Linked DNA regions of Homo sapiens: region 2 is linked to region 1. The links are chromatin loops, found by intact Hi-C in ENCODE. Cell type or tissue: Caco-2. All regions are shown on one strand. Each heading gives the region's core, and the rest is flanking DNA. Links, peaks and the distances in the headings are about the cores only.

What was found. A loop is a pair of places that touch in the nucleus more often than their neighbours do. Peaks named below come from ENCODE experiments on the same cell type or tissue, not always from the same donor. Only the 100,000 strongest peaks of a DNase experiment are listed, where the experiment ranks them.
Region 2: it touches region 1 in a loop (6-fold over the local background); 5 of 110 quality-filtered maps call a loop at or near these places.

Annotation. Positions count from the first base shown.
Region 1 is chr6:108,897,544-108,909,587 of GRCh38, forward strand. ARMC2 (armadillo repeat containing 2) reads left to right here. Exons shown (of 18, transcript NM_032131.6): 7 at 2,151-2,249; 8 at 6,687-6,862. It overlaps LOC124901481 (ATP synthase subunit f, mitochondrial-like), which reads right to left and starts at 10,483. Exons shown (of 2, transcript XM_047419651.1): 1 at 10,469-10,483; 2 at 10,066-10,383. The coding sequence starts at 10,483. The coding sequence ends at 10,066. ARMC2-AS1 (ARMC2 antisense RNA 1) reads right to left here. Exons shown (of 3, transcript NR_104137.1): 3 at 10,597-11,200. It also overlaps the pseudogene ATP5MFP2. RefSeq lists an enhancer at 1-642. In Caco-2, for the core only: no CTCF peak of the experiment used is centred there; DNase peaks (open chromatin) are centred at 6,378 and 7,368.
Region 2 is chr6:108,985,461-108,997,504 of GRCh38, forward strand. SESN1 (sestrin 1) reads right to left here. Exons shown (of 10, transcript NM_014454.3): 6 at 9,002-9,149; 7 at 7,327-7,439; 8 at 5,185-5,375; 9 at 3,083-3,227; 10 at 1-2,170. The coding sequence ends at 2,084. It also overlaps a transcript of ARMC2 not described here. Among named protein-coding and RNA genes, the nearest start is that of ARMC2-AS1, 67 kb to the left of the region's middle. In Caco-2, for the core only: no CTCF peak of the experiment used is centred there; a DNase peak (open chromatin) is centred at 4,371.

The DNA of each region.
Region 1 (12,044 bases), core at 1,956-9,955:
GTGTGGCTCAGCTGCTCTTGGCAGTGGGAAGGGTTGATAAAAGGCAAGCCTGGACTTGCTGCAACTGGGAGTGGCCATTTCTAGCATGTAGTATAATGGGAAGGCCTGTGTGTTGGGTGGGATAGGTAGATTGCACAGCGTCCCTGCTTCTCCTGGGTGACATCAGCACCATTTGATGGTTTGAGGATTCATGTCAGAATTCAAATACATCTCTGAATTCAAATGAATTCTTAAATATATGCCATTATGTGTTATCTATGGATTTCTCTGCTATTTTCACAGATAATCATCAAGGGACTTTATTGGATTTCTTGATGCAGAGAATTTTATTTTAATCCATATTAATATTAAAAAATATTAATATGGATATTTACTAAGGTATTACACACATTCAATATGTGTTGTATATATTTTTCTCTTCAAGAATAATAAGAATGCATTAGAGGCATTGGAAAATACAGAAGAGCGCATAAAAGAAATTAATAATCCTAATCCCAATATTTAGAGATAACCATTGTTACCCCATTTTACAGAAGAGAGGTAAAGCAATTTGCCCATAGTCAACGAGCTAGTAGGTGGCAGAGCTAGGATTCAAACCCAGATGGTGACTCCAAACCTGTGCTATTGATAGGCCCCCTGCTCAACTTGTCCTTTGTGCAAAGTAACCTGAAAATACATGGGCCATATACCCGTTTGCTCCTCTGTCTGTCTCTGTCTCTCTGTCTTTCTCTGTCTCTTCTCTCTCTCTCTCTTCCAACCTCTCACCTTCCGATCCTTCCTGATTTCTAACTCTTTGTGTGACATTTTTAGGGTCCAGGCATCTTCTGTGTGGACACTTAATTGGTACCAGGTCCACCCTGCCCCGAGAGGGCATGGACTCCCTGACTTGATGTAGACCAAGTGCCGGATAAAGGACTTAAGGGGTGGTCTTCAGAGAAGAGAGACTGAGGAATACATCTCAGGACTATTCAGTAATGCCTCAGCACAGCAAAGCCACCTCTAGCTACAGTCAGTGTTTTAGATCTTGAGATACTGCCTGTGTGAAATATAATCATAATTTGCAGTTTCTAATATGAGTTACATTTCCCCCCAGTGTTACCCTTTAGTCGGCTAGTTTGCTGCAAGTCAGCATAGCTTTGAGGTCAAATGCAGAGGCTGGGGAGTTATATGACCCCAGGCAGATAACTTAATACACCTGGGCTCCACTTTCTTCACTTGCAAAATGGAGACAGTTTGGGAACCTCCTCATAGTGTTACTGCAAAAATGAAATGGAGGCCTCCTGCATCTAGAGTACACAGTCAATGGTTGCTATTCCCTACAACCCATATTCACAGGCAGCATCTACTCTTGATGGCTTGGTAGTATCACACAGGCATGAGATACTGCAGGGGTGATAACATGTTTGTATACTTGTTTAATCAGGGAAATGAAATTAATTATATACTGTATATTGCTAAAGGCTTGGCACTGAGCTCAGAGCTTTACCTATACCATGTCTTTTAATTCTTATACCCTTGAAGGCAAATATTCTGTTTTGCTGATGAGGAAACAGAGACTCAGGAAGGATAAGAAACTGGACCCCATCACTCACCATGTCCATAGTGGAGTTGGGATTTGAATTGAGATTTGTCAGCCCCGAAGGCCCAGGCTTTTCTGCTACACCACACAAAATCACTTGGCATTAATGCTACTGGCCCCATGTTAGTGTAGACATTTTATTTCTATAGAAAATGTCCATTTTAGGTCTCCCTTTTAGAAAATTTTTCATTACACATTTTTAAAATCCTTATTCTTTATATATCTATAGTTACCTATTCTACATTACAGAGGGATAAGTTTAAGTAAAAATGTACTCAAAACTGTTTGCCTTACTGACAGTCATCAGTATTTACAAAGCTTACTACTTTATGAAGTGACCAGATCACATTTTAAAGTTCTGATTTTTTACATTATCCAGTCTGAGTTTAATTTGGGGTAATTTGATTAGAAGACCTGTAGTTCTAATGAGAAATAGTCAGGCTTGGAGAGCAAAGGGTAATTTAATTCTCTAGTTTATTAATTGTAGTGATGAATAGTAAAGGCTTTTGACCATGCTTCATGACAACTCCTTTTTCATAGCTTTTTCTCCTGCTCTGGATTTCTTTTGCAGTCCCAAAAGCTGACCTGCAAGAAGAGGACGCAGAAATAGAAGTAGACGAAGTCTTTTGGAATACAAGGATTGTACCGATTTTGCGTGAATTAGAAAAGGGTAAAACACAAACAAACAAACAAAAAACCGTTTTTGTTTTTTTTTTAAAAAATACCTGTAGTTATTTATGTGTTCCCCATTGCCCTGATATTTTTAGTAAGTTTTCACTATCATTTCTGTGAACATGTTCAAAAACAAATGAAGTCATCTATTTATTTACCCTGTGTGTGTTAAATATTACATGCACACATAATTTTTAGTAAGATTATGCTTTAAATGCACCAAGAGAGCCAATTTCTAAAACTTCCCTTTGTAATATAAATTAATTAGCATTTCCTCTGTCCAAGGAAATGCTGGTTTAACCTCTCTCAGGTGGCTCTTCATACTCAAGAAAGTAAAAGATTAAAACAGATTTCAGGCTTGGAAGCTGAGTCTCATAAACTGGCGTCCTTGACAGGTGTGCCCGTGGTTTCCTTGGTCCAACTGGTATCTGTCCTACTCTCTTGAAGGGAGCACATCCGTCAGGAATGCCACCCACAGCATGGGAAATGGCCTGGGATGTGTCCCACCCTTGCGCTCTGAACTGCCCCAGAAGTGAAGGCCCACCATCGATGGGTCCCTGCAAGGGTAGGGAAAGCGTGTCATGGGATGGCCCTCCACTTTCTCCCTCTTTGCAGCTAGCTCCTCAAGGATTCTCTTTCTGAAGTTAACCAGGCTCCTCTGGAGCAGTGGTCATAGCCCTAGGGAGAGCCCAGGGCCTGGCACACAGTGCACAGTAAGCCTTTGCTAGGAGTTGTTGATGAGCAAACCAGCTTGGTAGCCACAGGAAGATGCTCTAAGAGAAGCAGGGTAAATGAACCCTCCCCAGCAACCAAACAGAGATGTGCTGCAAAAGACCTGATTACTGAAAGGTTCAAATGACCTCACCCCTCCTCTGCTCCCCATTGGTGCTTGGCTGTGTTCATGGTTAATGTGGGAGCCCTGGACGGGGTTCTGGTCCCGGTGCTGCTACTCGCCAAGCGTATGGCCATGAGGAGTCACCTAGACTCTGTGTGCAATAGTGTTCTCACCTGCCAGATGAGGTGGAGATTAGGTTATCTCCAAAGGCTTCTGCAGCCCAAAGTCCTAAGGATATGAATGTGATGACTTTTTCCCCTCTAGAGTTACTATGTTCACCCTCATCTTAGCGTGCCACGTTAGCTTTGGGCCCTTTATTTCAGGAGATATGTGCAAACACTAGTGAGAAGAACAATGAGTCTGGATAAGGGTTACACAAGAAAATATATTGCACAACATTGAATGGGGACACTGAGTCAGTATTGTGAAGGCCTTTCTTGTAGGAAGCCTTCCTACAGGAAAGAAGGAATTTTTTTTTTTTTTTTTTTTTTTTTTTTTTTTTTTTTGAGACAGTCGCTCTGTCACTCAGGCTGGAGTGCAGTGGCGCAATCTCGGCTCACTGCAACCTCTGCCTCCCAGGTTCAAGCTATTCTCCTGCCTCAGCCTCTTGAGTAGCTGGGACTATAGGCACCCGCCACCATGCCTGGCTAATTTTTTTGTATTTTTAGTAGAGACAGGGGTTTCACCATATTGGCCAGGCTGGTCTCAAACTCCTGACCTTATGATCCACCTGCCTTGGCCTCCCAAAGTGCTGGGATTACAGGCATGAGCCACCGCACCTGGCCTAATTTTTTTTTTTCTTTTGAGACAGAGTCTTGCTCTGTTGCCCAGGCTGGAGTGCAGTGGCACGATCTCAGCTCACTGCAACCTCCATCTCCTGGGTTCAAGCAATTCTTGTGCCTCTGCTTCCTCAGTGGCTGGGATGACAGGTGCGCACCACCACACCCTGCTAATTTTTTGTATTTTTTGTAGAGATGGGATTTTGCTATGTTGGCCAGGCTGGTCTCAAACTTGTGGCCTCAAGTGATCCACCTGCCTCGGCCTTCCAAAGTTTTGGGATTACAGGTGTGAGCCACTGAGCCGGCTGGCATGTATTTCTTAGAAACAAAAACATTCTCTTATATATCTGGAAATTACCATACAATACTATAAAAATCTTACTCAAATTTTGCCAATTTGTCCCAATAATTTCCTTTGTAGAAAAAATAAAAGCCTGGATCACAAGTTCTCATCATTTGTCACGTCTCTTTCGTGATCTTGATGTATTTGAGGAATATTTTACAGACTGTCCCGCAAATTGGGTTTGTCTGATGTTTTCCCGTGATGAGCTCCAGGTTAGCATCTTGGGCAGGCAGAGCACATGAGTGCTGCTGTGTCCCTCTCAGCACCTCCTGCCAGGAGTACACGATGCTGATGCATTCTGTTGCTGGTCGTGTCCCACAGCTGTACCCACTGTCAGGTTTTTATTCTTTCCTTTGTAATGAATACATATCTTGGGGATAGAAGTTACTCTGAGATTATGTTACTCTCTGTTACAATCAAACTTTTACCCACTAGATTTAGCCCCTTGCAAATCTTGATAGTTTGTAGATTCAAGTTGTCTTTTGAAGCTATAGAGCATTTATAACAAACTATTTGGTATAAAGGATTGATTTGATCAATAGTTTAAAATTTGACCCTTGAGCCTTTCTTTCTAACCCCTTTTTAAAGCTAAAAACAAGTATTCTTGAGTAGAACCTACCAGGCTGAAGAGTTTGTGGAAGGAAGTCTTAGAAAATACTTTGAGGACCACCCACTGCCAATGAGTGGCCCAGAGCCTGGACTTAGGGTTTGTAAAGAAACTGCCAGTCACAGAAGAATAAAACAACAAAACACAAGTGTTTCATACAATAGGAGTTCAGGTTTTTCCCTTTATTTAAAGTTAGGCTAAGTCATTTCCCATCAATTCATTCATTTAAGTGCATAACCAAAAGACATTGAAGGTTACTTAGCTATTGAGGTTTAAAATTTTTTCTTAGATGTTATTGTTGAAAAGAGCTAAAAATGGCCTGAGTCACTTCCTTCTGCAGGCACACACTTCCTCTATGTGGGCTTCTAAGAGCACATTATGGTATTTATTTAAGATTGGTTTCCTACTTTTAAATTTCATGAAGGAATCTATCAGAGATAATATTATTTGACAGAATACATTAGATTATTTTATTTCCCCTCATGTTCCATTTTTTTGTGCTATTTTTCTTCTTTGTATGACAATTAGTGTGGCTGCCACTTCCAAAAATTACATTCCCAGGACTTTGGGAGGCTGAGGCAAGCAGATCACTTGAGATTAGGAGTTTGAGACCAGCCTGGGCAAAATGGCAAAACCCCATCTCTACCAAAAATAAAAAAATTAGCCAGGTGTGGTGACAAGCGTCTGGAGTCCTAGCTACTCAGGAGGCTGAGGCAGGAGGATTGCTTGAGCCTGAGAGGTGGAGGTTGCAGTGAGCCAAGAATGTACCACTACACTCCGGTCTGGGTGACAGAGTGAGACTCCATCTCAAAAAAATATAGGTATTACTTTCCTCACAAACATAATTATAAGATGAAAGGTTCAAGATCTCCCTGTTTCCTAACTAAAATACTCTCCTTTTTTTAAATTTATTTTTTATTTTATTTTATTTTGGAAGTAGGATCTTGCTATATTGCCCAGGCTGGCCTTGATCCTGGCATCAAGCAACCCTCCCACCTCGGCCTCCCAAAGTGCTGGATTTACAAAAATATTTTTATTCTCCTGTTTTTTAATAACCACCTCCAGATAATGGTGGATTTTGTGACATTTCAGGCTTTTGTTCTATTAGAACCCTCTTTTCTTAGGTAATGAGCATTGTTCTCATAGGAAAATACTGATCATTGTTTTTGTCAACAGATATATTAGAAAATGAATATGTGTGAAGTTATGCTATATACAGTATTCTATACAATATTCTCACTGTACCATGTGCTATTGATAGAAAGAAATGTAAGACTGGCTCACTTAGTATGACATCTATTTGAGGGCACTGGTCATATAACACAACACACACATACGTACATGAAAAATAAGTAACCTAAGGTAATGTTTGTTGAATGTGGAATAGTGCATCTTTTCTGAAGCAGCTACAACATAAACAGAGCCTCGAAGGACCAAAAACAGTAGGAATGAGGGTTATGGAGAACATTTTAGGCCAGTAGAGCTATGCAAAAAAGAGTTGAAGGTCAAGATGCAAGTGGCATGCATCTGTGAGACTGAGCAGATCACGGGCTGAGGTGGAGGGCATCTGGAGTAAAGGAGGCCAACTGAAGCAGGTAGCAGTCCCATTCTTCAATACCTCTTTGAAAGACTGTGTATTCTAGATAAGCTAATGACTGATAAGCAATAAGTCAACATGGTAGGAGATGGATCAAAGGGATGAAAAAAATCAGGTAGATGGAAGTGATAAGATAAGAAAAAAATAGAGGTCAGGAATTTGAAGATATCCAAGGAAATAATTATGGGGTTTTTACTTACACTGTCTGTGTTTGACACACTTGGAAACTTAACCTTAATTAGTAAGTGTTGCTTTACTCTCTTTGCTCTGACAGAAGAAAACATTGAAACGGTTTGTGCTGCTTGCACACAACTTCATCATGCTTTAGAGGAAGGAAACATGCTTGGAAATAAATTTAAGGGAAGAAGTATTCTCCTGAAGACCCTGTGTAAACTAGTTGATGTTGGTTCAGACTCGCTCAGCCTTAAACTTGCAAAAATAATTCTAGCAGTAAGTTTTTCTTTCCTCTGGTCTAGTAGACTATATCACATAAAAGCTTTGTTTAATGCTTTATTTTTAAATATTACAAAGAATATTAGAAATGCAGTGTATTTGTTTAGAATCTTGGAAAAAAATTAAGGTAATAAACTGACATCTCAGAATTTGACTAGGAAATATTATCTAAGGAACTAAGGCTGAGTACATAGAAAATGTTAAAAGAAACTCAACGTTTTTGGACTGCAACTAAGTTAAAAAAAAAAAAAAGAAGAAGAAGAAGGAAGGAAGGAAAGGCAAGAAAGAAAAAGAAATAACCGTAGGCAAATACATTCAAAATGGTTGCTCAAATAACTTGACTGGAGATCAGTAGCAGATGGTGCAGGCAGTGGTTTCTCTTGGATGCTTGATTCTGTCATATGATTTAATAAATAACTAAGTAATTTAGGCCACAGTCATAATAAATCAGGTGCTTTAGGAACCAGTGTGAAACCGAAATACAGCTGCGTGTGGTCACAGGAAGGTACCTCAGTGGTCATAGAAGGCTTTCACAAGGTGTGAGAAGAAAAGGCCAGACACCAAAAAAAAAGTCTGTAGAAACTCTGTCTCAAACAAAATGATATCACTGTTTGAGGGGAGCACTTTGTTGTCACAGCCATAAACAGTTGGAACCAAAAGATAAGCCACAATTATTATAGAATGTTCTAAGAGAGCCGCTAAAACAAATGAATGAAGCTTTGTTTTCTTGGTTTCATACAAGTACAAGCTTTGTGCTAACACCCCATAATTTACAGAATTTAAAATCTTACAGTACACAGTGAAGGTAAGTGTTGGCGTACTTACTGTTAGTTAATAAGAATGCCACCTTTTCTTATTCTGATAATGAAGTCTTTCATAAAGCAGAATTTTCTGAGCATATATCTATGTAATATCAGGGGGAGGCTACATTCTTATTCAGCTCTCAAACTATTAACTCTCTTTTTAAAAATTGTGATATGTGGTCAAGAAAGCAATACTTCTTTGAAATAGTGATATCACTCCAGGGCTCTGGCGGTGCAGCAGCTGCCCAAAGATTGCCTTTGCTATTTTAATCTGAATCCTAGACATTTTGTTCCATACCAAGCCAAAGAAAGAGAGAAAGAGTGAGGAAAAAAAAAAAAAGAAAGAAAGAGCAAGAAGGAAAGGAAGGAGGAAGGAAGGAACATGAATTATTTTAATGCTTTGCAGAGTAAATATTATTTCGGTTATTAATGGTGTCATTCAAATTAATTATATATATGACACAAATTTAACTATTTTAGGGCAAAAGGCTAAGTGATCTGCCAGGCAGTGAACATGTTTTGAACTAAACATATGATTAGATAAAGCCCTCTTGGTGACATTGACGGCCTTGCTGAATCAGGAGCAAGATGCTAGGCTAAACTCCAGAGTGCAGAGCTGGGTAGGTTTGCCTTCTGACTAGCTACAGAACCAGCAGTTCAGAAGGGACCTTCAAATCCATCAAGGCCAACTTCCCATCTACTGCCTGGATCTCCTGTAACATTCCAGACAAGATCTTGTTTAGCTTAGGCCTTGGTGATGCGGTTCTATGTAAAATGTTAAAAGACTACATCATAAGAACTGTTGAAGAAGAAAAAATCAGCAAAAACTAAAGCTATATGGGACTAAGAAGTTTTTTACAACTTCTCTCTGCCTGTTTATTGGCAAATACTGGCAAATGAAAGTTTTCCAGACAGTCATCTTAATTTTAATCTTTGTGTCAGAAACTCTTACAAAATAATATACAAAAATATATAAGCTTAAATGTTACTATATTAAGATTTTTTAAAGGAGTACAAACAAATATATACAGTATGAATGTGACTATATTTAGGAGGGAAAAAATCTAGCGCCCTATGTACAGGGTAAAAAAAGAAAAGAAATACCAATTACCAACTGTGATGCTATATAGTGGTACTAGTATGAGTGATTTTAAACTTTTCTTACTTTTCTTTAATTTGCCAAATTTACTTTAAATAGAATAAACTACTGTTTTTAACATAAGAAGAAAACTACCCTACCACAAGAACCTACTTTGTGCCAACATTTTTTTTTTTTCTTTTTCTTAAAGACAAGATCTCGCTCTTGTCACCCAGGGCTGGAGTACAGTGGCGAGATCACAGCTCACTGCAGTATCAAATTCTGGGCTCAAGTGATCCTTCTGCCTCAGCCTCCCGAGGAGCTTAGGACCACAGGCATGCACCACCACACCTGGCTAATTTTTAAAAAATGTTTTATAGAATTGGGGTCTCGCTATGATGCCCAGGCTGGTCTCAGACTCCTAGCCTTGAGCAGTTCTCCCACTTTGGCCTCCCAAAGTGCTGGGATTACAGGTGTGAGCCACTGCACCTGGCCAGAGACTCCTCTTGACACTGGGAATACAAGTGAATAAACTAGCTCCTTCCTCTGGGGTTGCCACAGTAGCAGGGCAGACAGACAGCAAACACAGCAGGTACCAAAGGAGATAATGAGAACTAAGGGAGAAAAATAAAGCAGAGCAAAGGAAAGGGAGAGTAACAGGGAATTTTTAAAATAAGATCGTCTACATCCCTTGCATAAATGTAAGATTTTATTATCTTTTTATGTCTTAAAGTCATAATTTTACGGTTAACAATGGAGAAGCGGTACAAATTTGCACTGACTGTAAATTGACATTATAGCAGGCCTGGAAATTGTAGTTGTCTTTTTTCTTTTCTTTGTTTTCATTTTTGTTTTTTCTTCTTATTGTTTTAATGAAAACTCTGATACAAGGTTTTGTTTTGTTTTGTTTTCCTTTGCCACTTTTTACTAAAAATGTAAGATTTGTTGGGGAAAAGGAAAGTGAGTTGTATTCATTTTTTTCATGAAGTTTTATTAAGTATGGAACACATCCTACATACTACATATAGAAAGAGTAATAAATTGTGGTTTTGACCTCAAGGACTCACAATCTAGTAGAAGGTAGTCAACCAATTCAAATATATTTCCAGATATTAGGAATAATATATATTTCCATCAATATAGAAATGTTCTTCTGTTTTCTTTCTTTCTTTTTTTTTTTTTTTTTTTACCAGTCATCTTTTATTTGGAGGTTAATTGCCATTAGGATATGAAAGAATTCAGCAACGATCGAGATTGTGTTCCTCACAGAGGGGCTCGGGCCAAGGTCGTGGGGTGGGGGGGTGCAGAGCGTGTCCTCTTCAGTGGTATTTGCGGAGCCACTCGTGCTTGAGATGCTTGTAGGAAAAGGAGTAGCTGAAGAGCACGTAGCATGCCAGCACCATGGTAACCCCCGAGATGCTCCCCTTCTTCACATTGATGTACTTGTAGTACCAGTAGTAACCTCTTTGAAACGCTCCGAAAATGCCACTAGGGCTGAAGTCCCCCATCAAGATCCAGCTTGGCAGCTCCCCCAGTTTGACCTCCAGAAGTTTCTTGTCCTTCACTGGTACAACTGACGCTATCTTAGAGTCCTGGTGTCCGCTGTGTTCTTCTGTTTTCTTAAGCCCGCTTATTTTCTGGGGGTTTTAAACAATATTATTTTAAATACCTAATCATTAAACATTTATTAAGGTTCCCATTTCCTATTTTCCTCCTGGGAACAGAAGGAATCTCCATTCTGCCATGTGTTACAGTTTCTGAAGCTTCCACAACAGTGTTTCCCAGACTTCACTGTGCACATGCATCCCCTGGGGATCTTGTAAAATGCAGATTCTGAGTCGGTAGTGCTGGGGGGGGCCTGAGATTCTGCATTCCTAATACATGCCCAGGTGATGCTGAGATGGTTCTGTGACCTATCTGAGGCACGCACTCCTCAAGTGCAAAGTGTGAACGACAACACCAAATTTCCAGAATAACTTTTGTAAGTGGCCTAGTGCAGGAGGGTATGCAGAAGCTGCCCCACAGGCAGTGCTCCCCTCCCCAGGCCCCTCCAGCTGGGGGCTGACCATGGCCGTTTTGGTGTCTTCTGCAGTGAGCAGCATAGCGCCTGGTACACATCAGGTGCCCAGTAAATACTTGTGGATCAAGCACAGAACAAATACTTAACAAATATGCCTGACAGATTCTATTATTTTTTTAAAGTAACTGAAAACTCATTAATAAAATGTGGGAGGCTGAGGTGGGAGGATTGTTTGAGCCTGCTAGTTCAAGACCAGCCTGGGCAACATCTCTACAAAATGTTGAAAAAATTAGCCAGGCATGGTGGCACATGCCTATAGTCCCAGCTGCTCTGGCGGCTGAGGCAAGAGAGTTGATTGAGCCCACGAGGTCAAGGCTGCAGTGAGCTGTAATGGCGGCATCACTGCACTCCAGCCTGGGTGAAAGAGCAAGACCCTGTCTCTGAAAAAAAAGAAAAGAGAGAGAGAGAGAAATGTCGTAGCCGGGCATGGTGGCTCACACCTGTAGTCCTAGCACTTTGGGAGGCCAAGGTGGGTGGATCACTTGAGGTCAGGAGTTCGAGACCAGCCTGGCCAACATGGTGAAACCCTGTCTCTACTAAAAATGCAAAAATTAGCCAGTCATGGTGGCATGTGCCTGTAATCCCAGCTACTTGGGAGTCTGGGGCAGGAGAATCACTTGAGCCCAGGAAGCAGAGATTGCAATGAGCCTAGATCATGCCCTTGCACTCTAAGCTGGGGAAGAAGAGTGAAACTCCATCTCAAAAAATAAATTAATTAAATAACTTTAAAGATAGTTTTTAATAATAAACTAATCACCTATATGCCATCCTTTTCAAACAGAAATAATTTTTTGTTCAGATGACCTTATTCCTACAAATACATTTTTACACCTTTGTAATGAGGGCACATATTATTTCCATCTAACAGTAGGTTACAAATGTTTCCCTTTTTAGACATAATGTTCACAGTTATGCTTTTTTGTGACTGCTTAATATGATAGTATTGATGTCCCACAATTTAATAAACTATTCCCTAATATTAGATACTTAGGATGTTTTTTATTTTTCTTTTTTACTACTTTAGATAAATACACAGCTAACTTAGACCATTTGATTCCGTCAGTAATCCTATACTTTGCTTTTTAAAAAAAAAAACACTATATTTCCTTATCACCCCATGTTTAATTTACTTAGATATTTTTGTATGATTTAGAAGAGAATTTTCTTTTCTTTTTTTATTTTTTGACACGGGGTCTCACTCTGTCACCCAAGCTGGAG
Region 2 (12,044 bases), core at 1,276-9,275, 87 kb after region 1:
ATCCTGTGTGTTTAGTTTTGAGAAAACACTCCAACAGGAAGCACCTGCTAAATGGAAGGCATTGAAACATTAACTTTGTATCACATGCACTTTTATTACTTTAGGTATAAACATATTTTTTAACTCATTAAAATTTTGATTTCAATTTCTAAGTGATTATAAGTTCCAGTGGACTAAATGCATTCTAGTTGATCTTGTTTTGTGATCACTCTACTGCTGATTAGAATCTCTACTAGAAATTTTGTATTTTCAAGAGGAGGAACAAAGAGCAGAAATGGGATAAGTAAAATTTTAACTATCTTCTTGGGTTCAATTGTATTGCTCTGGTGAGAGAACTCAGCAGCAGGCAGAAGAGGACAAAGGCATGATGCATATTCAATGAGTAATGCACTTATAAGTAAGTTTCTTTAAATATAAAACATATTGAAGATAATAATACTCTATTCCTAGCTAAGGTTATAGTCTTGTCTTCTCATGAGAGTAAATATCCTTGAGGACAGGTACCACCTCTGTTCAAAATTGATCCTTCCCAACCCCTACTTCCACACTACCCCATACATTTGTAGGCAGGCACTAGATTGAGCTCAATAAATGTTTTGAGGAGTAACTAACAGAGTTATCATCACAACAGCTTCAGTTAAACTTAGAGCTATTTCTACTTGTCTGATGAGTGTCATTTTTTGTTCTGTAGTCTCTCCCTAATGAATCCTTCTTTTTAGTAATTCTTAAAATTCTATTGGAACTCTAAAACAGTTGAAAAGAGAGCAGGCATAGGGCCATACCAGTCATTTCCAAGATAAAAATGGTCTCAGATAAGATTCTAAAGAAAGTCCACTCCTCTTTGTATGTTTCAAAATGGCTTCAAGTGTTGTTTTGCCATTTAAGTGTGAATGTACTTGGCTTATGAAAGTAGATAGAAACTCAAAATTATTACTAATAGTGAAGTCATGATTTTTTAAGAGATTGAGACAGCAAATAAAATTGGAGAAAAATTCTTCTTTATTTAAAAATACCAGTAATACTGACAGACTTCAAAAGCAATTCACGCTTCCAGAATACAAAGTACTTAATACATATTTTCAAACCTGTTTGCATTTCAAACAAAGTTAGCGTTTTTGTAAATCAAATTTGATAACCCGACTAAAAATATTTTCCAGCTTTATTATTTAAGGAGCTGCACAGCCTTTAAAGTGGGGACCAGGAGGCAGGCAGAGGCAGAGAGACTGAATGCACCCAGGACTGCGCAGCAGTCTACAGCAACATGTCCCACAACTTTGGTGCTGGAAACACAAGTAATGCACAAGACAGCTGCCCTCCAGTGTCAGGATCCTGTGAAACAGCATATCAAAAGATCGCCAGCTTCTTATAATTTACACACTTTCATTTAGGATTGCTTTTTGAAGAAAATCTTTAAGAATGCCATTTTAATTTAATATCCAGAACCCTGAATTTAAAAAACTAATGAAAGAAATTAACTGTTACCATCAAAATGGTTGTTGCTGAGCTGTGTGAGTAGGAATTCTATGCTTTTTTAGATGCAAGAAAATTAACACATAATGCAAGTTTAATTTGAAATCACACAAGTTATGTATGTAGGCTCAGATAGTAGCAATGTTCACTTTTATTACTAATAGCTTAACTGAAACAGCCATCTATTCATTCCTCCAGCAGGAATAGCAGCACCAAGATCTTCTAAAATTCTTTACATATAAAGCTTAAGTCATTATCCAAGTCCCATTCTTTGCATGCTCCAATTCTTGTTATCTTATTTAACATAAAAGCAACAGGATTTGGAGAGTTACTATTTGCTGTATTAAAACAGTTACACAGCATCTTGTACTGTCAAAAAGCAAAATACTGTGAATGGCAGCCTGTCTTCACAGCTCTAAACTTGAAGCTGCCAAACAGTCACTGCTTGTGCCAGCAGTGGTTTTCCACAGAAAAATAGCAGAAACTAAAGGAATCATGGCACAATGGATTTCTGAATTATTTTGTCTACCATTGGTCCTGGGGCTTAGTACCTTCCCCCTTGTAGACTATATCTGCTGATCATTCCAGAATCATCTTTAATGAAGGAAAGGCATCAGGTCATATAGCGGGTAATGGCTCTCAGAGCATAAAGGAGTTCTGCTTGCATCCTAGCTTCTATAAGAAGCAGATTAACATGAACCTGAATATAAAATACAACATCATATAAGGAAGGGTTACAAGCATTCACAATCAGTTTTTCAGTGAATCTAATGAACACATAAAATAAGTACACTTCCTACACTTCCTATGTAGTACAGCATAACTTAGCCTTGGGTTTGTTGAACAGATTATAAATTTCTCAAAACAGCAGCTATCTTTTTTTTTTTTTTTTGATGCACACTTTCACTCTTTCCCAGGCTCGGGTGCAGTGGCACGATCTTGGCTCACTACAACCTCCACCTCCTGGGTTCAAGCGATTCTCATGCCTCAGCTTCCCATGTAGCTGGGAATACAGGTGCATGCCACTATGTCCAACTAATTTTTTGGTATTTTTAGTATCACCATGTTGGACAGTCTGGTCTTGAACTCCTGATCTTAAGTGATCAGCCTGCCTTGGCCTCCCCAAGTGCTGGGATTACAGGTGTGAGCCACCATACCTGGCCTAATATTCTTTTTGGATAGATTGAGCTTTCATTTATATTTTATCATGTTTCTTGGAGGTTTGTTACATGTCAGAAAATCTAGACACTGTTTTATCAGAATAGCAACTTCCCCTGCCAAATCATTATTCAGTAATTTCTATAAAGATGTTTCAAAGAGAACAGACACTTCTACCTATACACAGCTTTTATAAAACAGTCTTCTATGTGCTGACAGCCATGCCAGCACTTCTGAAGACGGGCCAGCCCACCTGTGTTCCCTGTCTTTATTCTTTTACTCTATCAACATAATCAGGTTCCCTTCTGAAGGGGTACCTGAGACAGCTGTCCTGGAATGTTTTTCTTTGGGTTGGTAGGGGTGATGGAAAGGGTTTCAGCACCATTAGGTTAGGTGAAGGAGACTACGAATCATTGCTAAGTTACAAAGTAAATAAGCCACAATAGGCACATACCTTCTCAGAGTGCTTGAACTGCCTCCAGAAGCTATCATACATTCTTTTGGTAACCTTTTCAGGAGTGCAAACAACAGTTTTGATATAAACTTTAAAGCTACGATCCAATAGCTGGTTAATTTCACCATAGTCATAATCATCATATCTGTTGAAAGACATAATGAGAATTATGATATTTTCAGTGTATAACCTGTTTTCATCTTACAAAAGTATACACATCAATAGTTAATACTGTATTTTTTCTCTCTTTGTGTAGGCAGCTGTCCCCAAAAATGATAGAGCTTTATAACTGCAGATGAATAAGTGAGTATAAAGGGATAAGAAACAGAGTACTTAGGGAGACTAACATAACATTTTTTCTACTACCCAAGTAAATCATTCCTGAAAGCTGACAATATTAACATAGCACTGGGTACCAAGCAATAGTGTATATCTGCAATCATGAACACGTAGCCACACTGAGGAACAAACTATTATTGAGACGGAGTCTTGCCCTGTCGCCCAGGCTGGAGTGCAGTGGTGCTATCTTGGCTTATTGCAACCTCTGCTTCCTGGGTTCAAGCGATTCTCTCACCTCAGCCTCCCGAGAAGCTAGGATTACAGGTGTGTGCCACCATGCCCAGCCAATTTTTGTATTTTTAGTAGAGACAGGGTATCACCATATTGGCCAGGCTAGTCTAAAACTCCTGACCTCAAGTGATCTGCCCGCCTTGGCTTCCCAAAGTGCTGGGATTATGGGCGTGAGCCACCGCGCCTGGCTGAACAAATTCTGAAAACAGATTTTGAGTATTATCGAAATTAAGAAACAAATTAATTACATTTGTTATTGGTACTAGTACTTTCTCTCTCTCTATATATAGATAGATATCTCTAGATCTAGAGATATATATCTAGATCTAGATACATCTCTATATCTAGAGATATAGAAATATCTGTATATATATCTCTAGATCTAGAGATATCTATATATATATAGAGAGATATCTATAGAGATAGAGATATCTCTAGATCTAGATCTCTAGATCTAGAGATATCTATATATAGAGAGAGATAGAGAGAGATAGATATCTCTCTATATAGAGAAATTTACTTGTATAAATAAATAAAATAAAAATAATTAGAATTACTTTACTCATGTTTCTAGGAGTTTCTGGGGTCAAATGAGAAAAAAGGCAGGGGCTGCGAGGAGAAGGATGGTCTATACTTAGGAGAGCCTATCCTGCTTTAAGCCAAGATGGCTGCATGCACCAGTTGTGTGCGTTGCTCCACTGGGTAATGGATTTCCAATCACATAGGCACTGAAGTCTCCTATTGAGTTTTCAGTGGAAAGGGGACAAAGGTCTTGCAAAGCTGGTTCTACCACCATTGAGGAGGCTAAAGTCAATAGTCTGGCTACTGATTAGTGGGAAATTAGTTTAAAGTTGGTCAGCTGTACTTCAAATGCCAGATCCGTTTAGAGTAGATTAAATAGGGTTTGTAGGTTTTGACCAGAGTCTCTGATAATAGAAAGCCTGATTTTACAGCAAAAATAGTTAACTAGTAAGCACTGTAGCTCAGAGTTTGTGTGCATGTGTGAGAAGGTGGTATACAATGACTGCATTTTCAATGTAACATAGTAACATGGCTGAAAACCTAACAGCAAGGACATGAAAGTTTTGCATTTTGATTACGTATTATGAGAGCAAGTACTCCTCAGAAGGAGCCTAAGAACAGCCAGAGGGGCAATATAAGGGTACTGATTTCCAAGGAGGTAGAAACATAAGTGTATCAAGAGATAGATTATATGAAGAGAAAAGATACTAAAGGTGTTCAGTTACAAACTTTGTTCTAGGACCAGCTTGCTTGTCCTCCCTTTCCTGGAGGCAGCTGTCATTCAATTCTTGTCAAGGTCCCTAACTCTCCCTCCTGCCTAGCTAGGAAAGAGAAGAAAAAACTAAGCTGCAATAAAGTGGTTCTTTGAAGCATAAATAGCATAAAAATAAGTTATTGGGGAGGGGATGGGTTTTGATTATGTGTGTGTCTATGTGCATGTGCGCTCCAAGCACTTGAATAATTTGGCCCAGAGGAAAACATCTCTTTATAAACACAGAAAGAAGACTAACCTTATTCCAAACATGCAGTGAATATAGTTCCAAATTGCCCGTCTAAGCATTGAGGTATCAACATCTTTGTGCATTGCCATTGTATTATAAGTAAGATTGTAAGCAATGTGAAATTTTTCATCAATCAACTGTCCCACATCTGGATAAAGGCGATTTACCAAAGAATAACCATGATCTTCCCAGCAATAGTCCTAAATACAGGGAATAGAACAAATGTGAATAAATGTGGTCAAGTACAGTTCTATATCTATAGCTCTGTAGCATGGTAAAAATCATTGTCATTTGGCTGACAATCCAACTGGCTTTTATCCCTAACTCCCAGCTTCACTTACACTCCAATCTTTTTTTCAATTCCCATACTGCAACATGCAAAAGGTTGTGTTTTATAACTCAGTGAGTTTAAAAACTAATAGTCTCATCTCAAAAAAAAACAACAACAAAAAAAAACTAATAGTCTCTTCCCCTTACACATTGGCCTTTATGTCTTTCACTCTCTCTCCACTCAGCCCCCCAGATGTGACCAGCTTGGGAGTCCCCTCTCCTTTTCCATTGCTGCAGCCATTCAAGTGGTCTTCAAATTATGAGTGTGTGTGTGTGTGTGTGTGTGTGTTTTAAGAGACAAGGTCTCACTATGTTGTCCAGGCTAGAGTACAATGGTATGATCACAGCTCACTGCAGTCTCCAACTGCTGGGCTCAAGCGATCCTCCCTGCCTCAGCCTCCTGAGTAACTGGAACTATAGGCACAGGCCACCTTGCTTGGCTACTTTTAAAATTATTTGTAGAGATAGGGTCTTGTTTTGCTGCCCATGCTAGTCTTGAATGCTTGGCCTCAGTGATTTTCCCATCTTGGTCTCTCAAAGTGCTGGGATTACACGTGGGAGCCACCAGATCTGGCCAAATTTTGTGAATTTTTAATTAAACACATCTATCACCCATTCCTTCTCCTACCTGCACTTCTGCCTTTTAGCCCTATTAACTGAGTCTCCTAATTAGTTTTCCTATATTAAATCTCCTTGCCTCCTTTCTTTCCACCTGAAACAAAACTTAATAAGCCCCTACTTCTTTGTTGCTTTCCTAAAAACACCTCTTTGATAGTATGCCATCACGCTGGTCAAAGCCTACAAACCCCACATAATCTAATGTAAACTACTTTGACATTTAAGGCACACCTAACCAATTTTAAACATACACCACTAATCAGAAGTAGGAATCTTTAGCTTGAAGCTCTCAGCAGCCAACCAATCTCTTTATAATTCCTTCCTTCACTCTATCCCTCAACCTAAGCTTAATTATTGTCTAGTCTCCTCTACTTACAATACCCTTTTCACCATCCAAATTCTTCAAATCCTAATGTCCCTCCATAAAAAATTTCCAGCCCACATGATGTCTTCAATTTCTAATCTATTGCATAATTATTCTATAACTCTTCCTTGTGCCTAAATTTTGCCCCTTAGCTTATTTATTATTTTTTGAGACAGGATCCCACTCTGTCACCCAGGCTGGAGTGCAGTGGCTCCATCACAACTCACCGCAGCCTCAACCTTCCAGGCTCAAGTGATCTTCCCACCTCAGCCTCCTGAGTAGATGGGACCACAGGTACATGCCACCACACCTGGCTAATTTTATTTTATTTTTTATTTTTATTTTTTTTGTGGAGACAGGGTTTCCCCTTGTTGGCCAGGCTGGTCGTGGAATGCCTCGGCTCAGGCAATCCACCTGCCTCAGCCTCCCAAGGTGCTGGGATCACAGGCGGGAGCCATTGTGCCAGGCCCCTTAGTTTTTTGAGCAAAGAAACAAAATCTTATGGTTCTCAAATATTTTCATAATTCTGGTAAAATAGTTATTATTTAACACTGGCCCCTAACAATATTTGGGAACGCTGGGAGTATCAACTCATCTGAATTAAATACTTACATATTTAAATATTTACACAATAAAATTTTTAAGATATACATACATTGAAACTACAGTATGATTCCATGGATGAATTAGAAACAGTCTTTCACCTTTTATTCTGAAACAAGACGAGATACTGCCTGCAAAGCACTTAGCATAGTTCTCAAATCTAAGTGGCTGTTTTGTATTTTAAGTCAGACTGAGATATTTCTAGTCAATCATGTGCATACAAGTTGCAATTTTACCTGGACACGAAATGTTGGAACATGCATCCCATGTCTAGAGAAATCTTTATAGCCATAACTAGTATCCTCAAAATGACGAGATACAGCTCTTGCTGGTGTAACTTCTTCATCATCTGGGAAAAAAGGCCATTGAAAGGTTTTTAAAAATAGGATGCTAGTTAAAATTGATTTTACCCAAAGGAGTAAAAATGGCATAACTCTTTCTCTGATACTGAGTGACCAATATCAACCAAAGTAGTCTTACAATTATACAAAGTAGTTTACTTGCTAGTAAACAGAATGTAGTAAAAGGAGATTTTCTGTTATAAAATGAAAACTCATAGTTGAATTCTCTATGCCTTTTATTGCCTCTTTCATAGATCCTTTCTCTCTCCTCCCATTCCAATTTATATGTATTAGGTTCGACTTATTCAAAGTATGAACATACTTTTGGATAATTTTTAAGATAACTACAAAAATCAGCTATGCTCCAAAATTTAGCACTTAGATTATTTTTGTTGAATATTAATGACATATAATATGTAACATGATCAAAGAAAGAAATCCCATGGGTTAACATTTTTACAGTGCTGCCTGCACTGTGACTAAGACTTTCTGGACTATCATCATGTTTAGGAGTTGATGAGATTATAGTTTCATGTAAGTGTATCATTAGATGACAACTCTACATCTTTAGGCATGGAAACAAAAATTTTTCCTGGAAGAAAAAAAAGTGAACATCCAACCTCCATTTAAACAAATTTGATTGTTTCTTTGCTATTAAGAAACTCGGTGCTCTTTCTCCCACTCTATTATATTGTCAAAATACATCTGGAGACACTTTATAAACTTTTTCTCCTTTAAATTACCTGGTTTATATATTATCTCCTGTAGCCTGCATATAGATAAAGGTTAAACATAGAGGATTTAGGTTGTTGGTAATTTAATAAATATCTCCTTTTCACAAATCATATAATTTTTGTTGTTGTTTTTTTAGAGACAGGAGTCTTGCTATGTTGCCCCAACTAGTCTGGAATGCCTGGCTTCAAGGTGATCCTTCCACCTCAGCTTCTTGAGTAGCCGGTACTACAGGTACAAACTGCCGTGCCCAAAAAAATCACAGAATTTTAACTCTAGAAGCAATCTTGGGACTATTTCCTCATATTAAGGAAGAGAAGCGTGGGCAATATAGCAAGACCCCATCTCTACAAAAAAAATTAAAAAATTAAGCAGGCATGGTGGCATGTGTCTGTAGTCCTAGCTACTCAGGAAGCTGAGGCAGGATGATCGCTTGAGCCTAAGAGTCTCAGGTTACAGTGAGCTACAATCACGCCACTGCACTTCAGCCTGGCAACAAAGCAAGACCCTGTTTCTTAAAAAAAAAAAAAAAAAAAAAAAGAGAAAAAAGAGGGCACTCATATGTTAAGTGACTAAGCCAAGTTCACAAAGCTTATTAGAAGTAATTTTAGTGCCAGAATCCAAATTAAATGTCCTCCCCCTTAGTCTAGGATGTTTTCACTTATGACCTTTTCTTAGTTGCTTGCTTTAAAAATTATTTGTAAATAGGAATACCTATGCAATAGTCTCTCTAAAAGGAAGGACATATTTAGATTGATGCTTTAAAAGTTATTTAAATTCTCTAAATAAAAAGTTGAGTTTGCAATAATTATATTGACTATATAATGGTTGTTCTTACCTGAAGAGAAGACAAACATACTCTCTCTTTTTTCTATTTCAAAACGTGAAGCCATCTCTTCCTGACTTGCCTCTTCTTCATCTCGACATTCCTGTAACTGCCTCATCTTTTCCATGAGGGCTTCAACCTCAAAGAAAGAATCACTTACCTGAAGAAAAAATACAATTAATGTTACATGTGGCAGACATAGAATATATATGAATTATCTTTTAAGTCTGTCTCATAAGAATTTATATCTTTTTTTTTTTTTTTTTTTTTTGAGACAGAGTCTTGCTCTGTTGCCCAGGCTGCAGTGCAGTGGCGCGATCTCGGCTCACTGCAAGGTCCACCTCCCAGGTTCACGCCATTCTCCTGCCTCGGCCTCCCGAGTAGCTGGGACTACAGGTGCCTGCCACCATGCCCGGCTAATTTTTTGTGTTTTTTAGTAGAGACGGGGTTTCACCGTGTTAGCCAGGAATGGTCTCGATCTCCTGACCTTGTGATCTGTCCACCTCGGCCTTCCAAAGTGCTGGGATTACAGGCGTGAGCCACTGCACCTGGCCAGAATTTATATCTTAGTAGAATATAGGGAAAATATTCCTATAATTTTAATGTACATGAATGAATAAAAAACTACTTTGGCCTATTAGGAATACAGACATGCAGATTTTAAAATATAAGGAAAAAAATGATTTTAAGAACACATTCTAATGCTTTTACCTTATAAAATTAGCAATAATGTCATTACCATTTATGCTGTTTTAAACTACTTGTCAATTTAAAGCAGAACTGCGTAAGATAACTTCTACTTGCTTAATCTTTAAATAAATAAGATACACAAAGTATAAGTGATTTTGCATCAACTGTGTACACTGGGCATACATATTGTCAATGTGTCTATCATCTTTAATAATTAGCTTTATTTCTACAATTTACCAATTAAACATGAAAGATGTCTACATGGCTGGAGTTGGCCACCTGACCTCTGCAAATGGATCTGGCAGCTGTCACTTGCTGGGATGACTAGAGCAGTGTCACACATAGAGTAATGGGGCTGACAAAGGACTGGCCAAGTGGTTTTGCACTAGTCAAACTGGTTATACTTCTATACCCTGCTGCATTCTTGCTACAAAAGCTAGATCAAATCTATGCAATTTATACCTTTCTTATAAAATGAATATATTAAGAAGTCTGGGTTGGGCTAGTGGCTCATGCCTGTAATCCCAGCATTTTGGGAGACCAAGGCAGGAGAATCACTTGAGCCCAGGAGGAGTTCAAGGCTGCAGTGAGCTGTGATTGTGCCACTGTATTCCAGCCTGGACAACAGAGAGAGACTTTGTCTCAAAAAGAGAAAAAAAAGTCTTAATCTCAAATCTCAATGTATACATACAAAATTAATGTTTCCCCCCTTATAAATTTATTTTGCCAGGAATGCTTTTAAGACCTCTATCTTCCATTCTTCCTGGCTTCCACCCATTGATCCTTCAGGTAGCAGCTTACATCCTTGTAAACACTGTCATTTACCCCACAAGCTCCAATTATTCTAACACAACCCTCTCCTCTTTCCTTCAGAGGACCAATCATAATTTATAATTGTTACTCGCATGATATTGATTTAATGCAGGCTCCCTTCCCAGACCAAACCTTCATAAAGGTAGGAAATCTGTTTGGTTTACTTGTATATATCCCAAGCCTAGCATAGTACCTGGTACATAGTAGATATTCAAGAAATACTTGCTGGAGAATGACTCTCAGGATAATTCTATATTAAGAGACAATCTATATCACTTGTGCTTTACATTTTCTTTTGATCCAAACAGTTATACTGAAATGCCCAGTATTAAGCCCTTTCTCTAAGACTTTCATGATGGGAAGTGTTTCTATGACGATACTGAAGATTCTTGTGGTGCATGCATGCATTTTCCCCAGTTATTCCTGACATAGAGTCAGTAACCAAATAAAAAATAGCTGAAAAGGATTAGGTTTCATGACAGGATGACTCAAAGTTTAAAAAAGATCTCTGTCAACTCACATTATCTGTCACTAATTTATTTTGTTTACCTATTCTCCTCTTAAAGAGCCCAAATTTTAAGTATTCTTAGGAAAGGTAATTCTTGATAAATTATATTGAAATAAGAGGGAAAGGAAACAAAGTAGGTTTCTTTGTTCCTTCACTGATCTGCTAAAGTTGGGATTAAAAAAAAAATGGCATTTCATTTTAATATTAAAATGTTAAAATTGTGTAAGAAAACTCTTTTTTCTTTCCCTTTATAAATTACCCAGTCTTGGGTATGTCTTTATTAGCAGCATGAGAACAGAATAATACACCAACACTTAGAAGCAACCAATGTGTTCTTCAGTAGCTACTGGAATAAAGAAATGTTGCTACATCCAGAAAATGAAAAATTATTCAGTGCTAAAAAGAAATTAGGTATCAAGCCATGAACAGACATGGAAGAAATTTAAATGTATATTACTAAGTGAAAGAAGCCAATCTGAAAAGGCTACGTACTGTATGATTCCAACTATATAACATTCTGGAAAAGACAACTATGGAGAGAGTAAAGAAATGAATAAGTAGTTTCCAGGGTTGGGAGGGAGGGAAAATTCTTGTTTGTTACCATTTGTATCTGAAGAGCTGAGTCAGATACTGGATATGTACCTAAAGAACAAGCCATATCAGCTCACTGTCAAAGTGTCATCAGGGTAGGCCATAAACCTTCTAAAAGTATCCAACTTACCTGGGAATAGGAAGCTTATTAGAGAAATAAAAATTATCTTCTTTCACTATTCATTCTTTTAATAGAAGGAGAACTAGAAACAATCAAGTACTTTTTTCTTTAGCCTTGTACTAAATTATTGGTAGCAAGGAGAAGAATCCATCTCCTAGCATTCTAGCAACTGAATACTCTCTTGGATCCTCTTCTGACTGCCAAGCTTTGAAAAATAATCAGTGGCCATATGCAGGCCTATAACATGAATCTAGGCAGCTCAAAGGAGGGTGAAACTGATGGTCTTTGGCAGTCCTATGATCAACCTTGGGAAAATTATTCTTTCTTGTGCT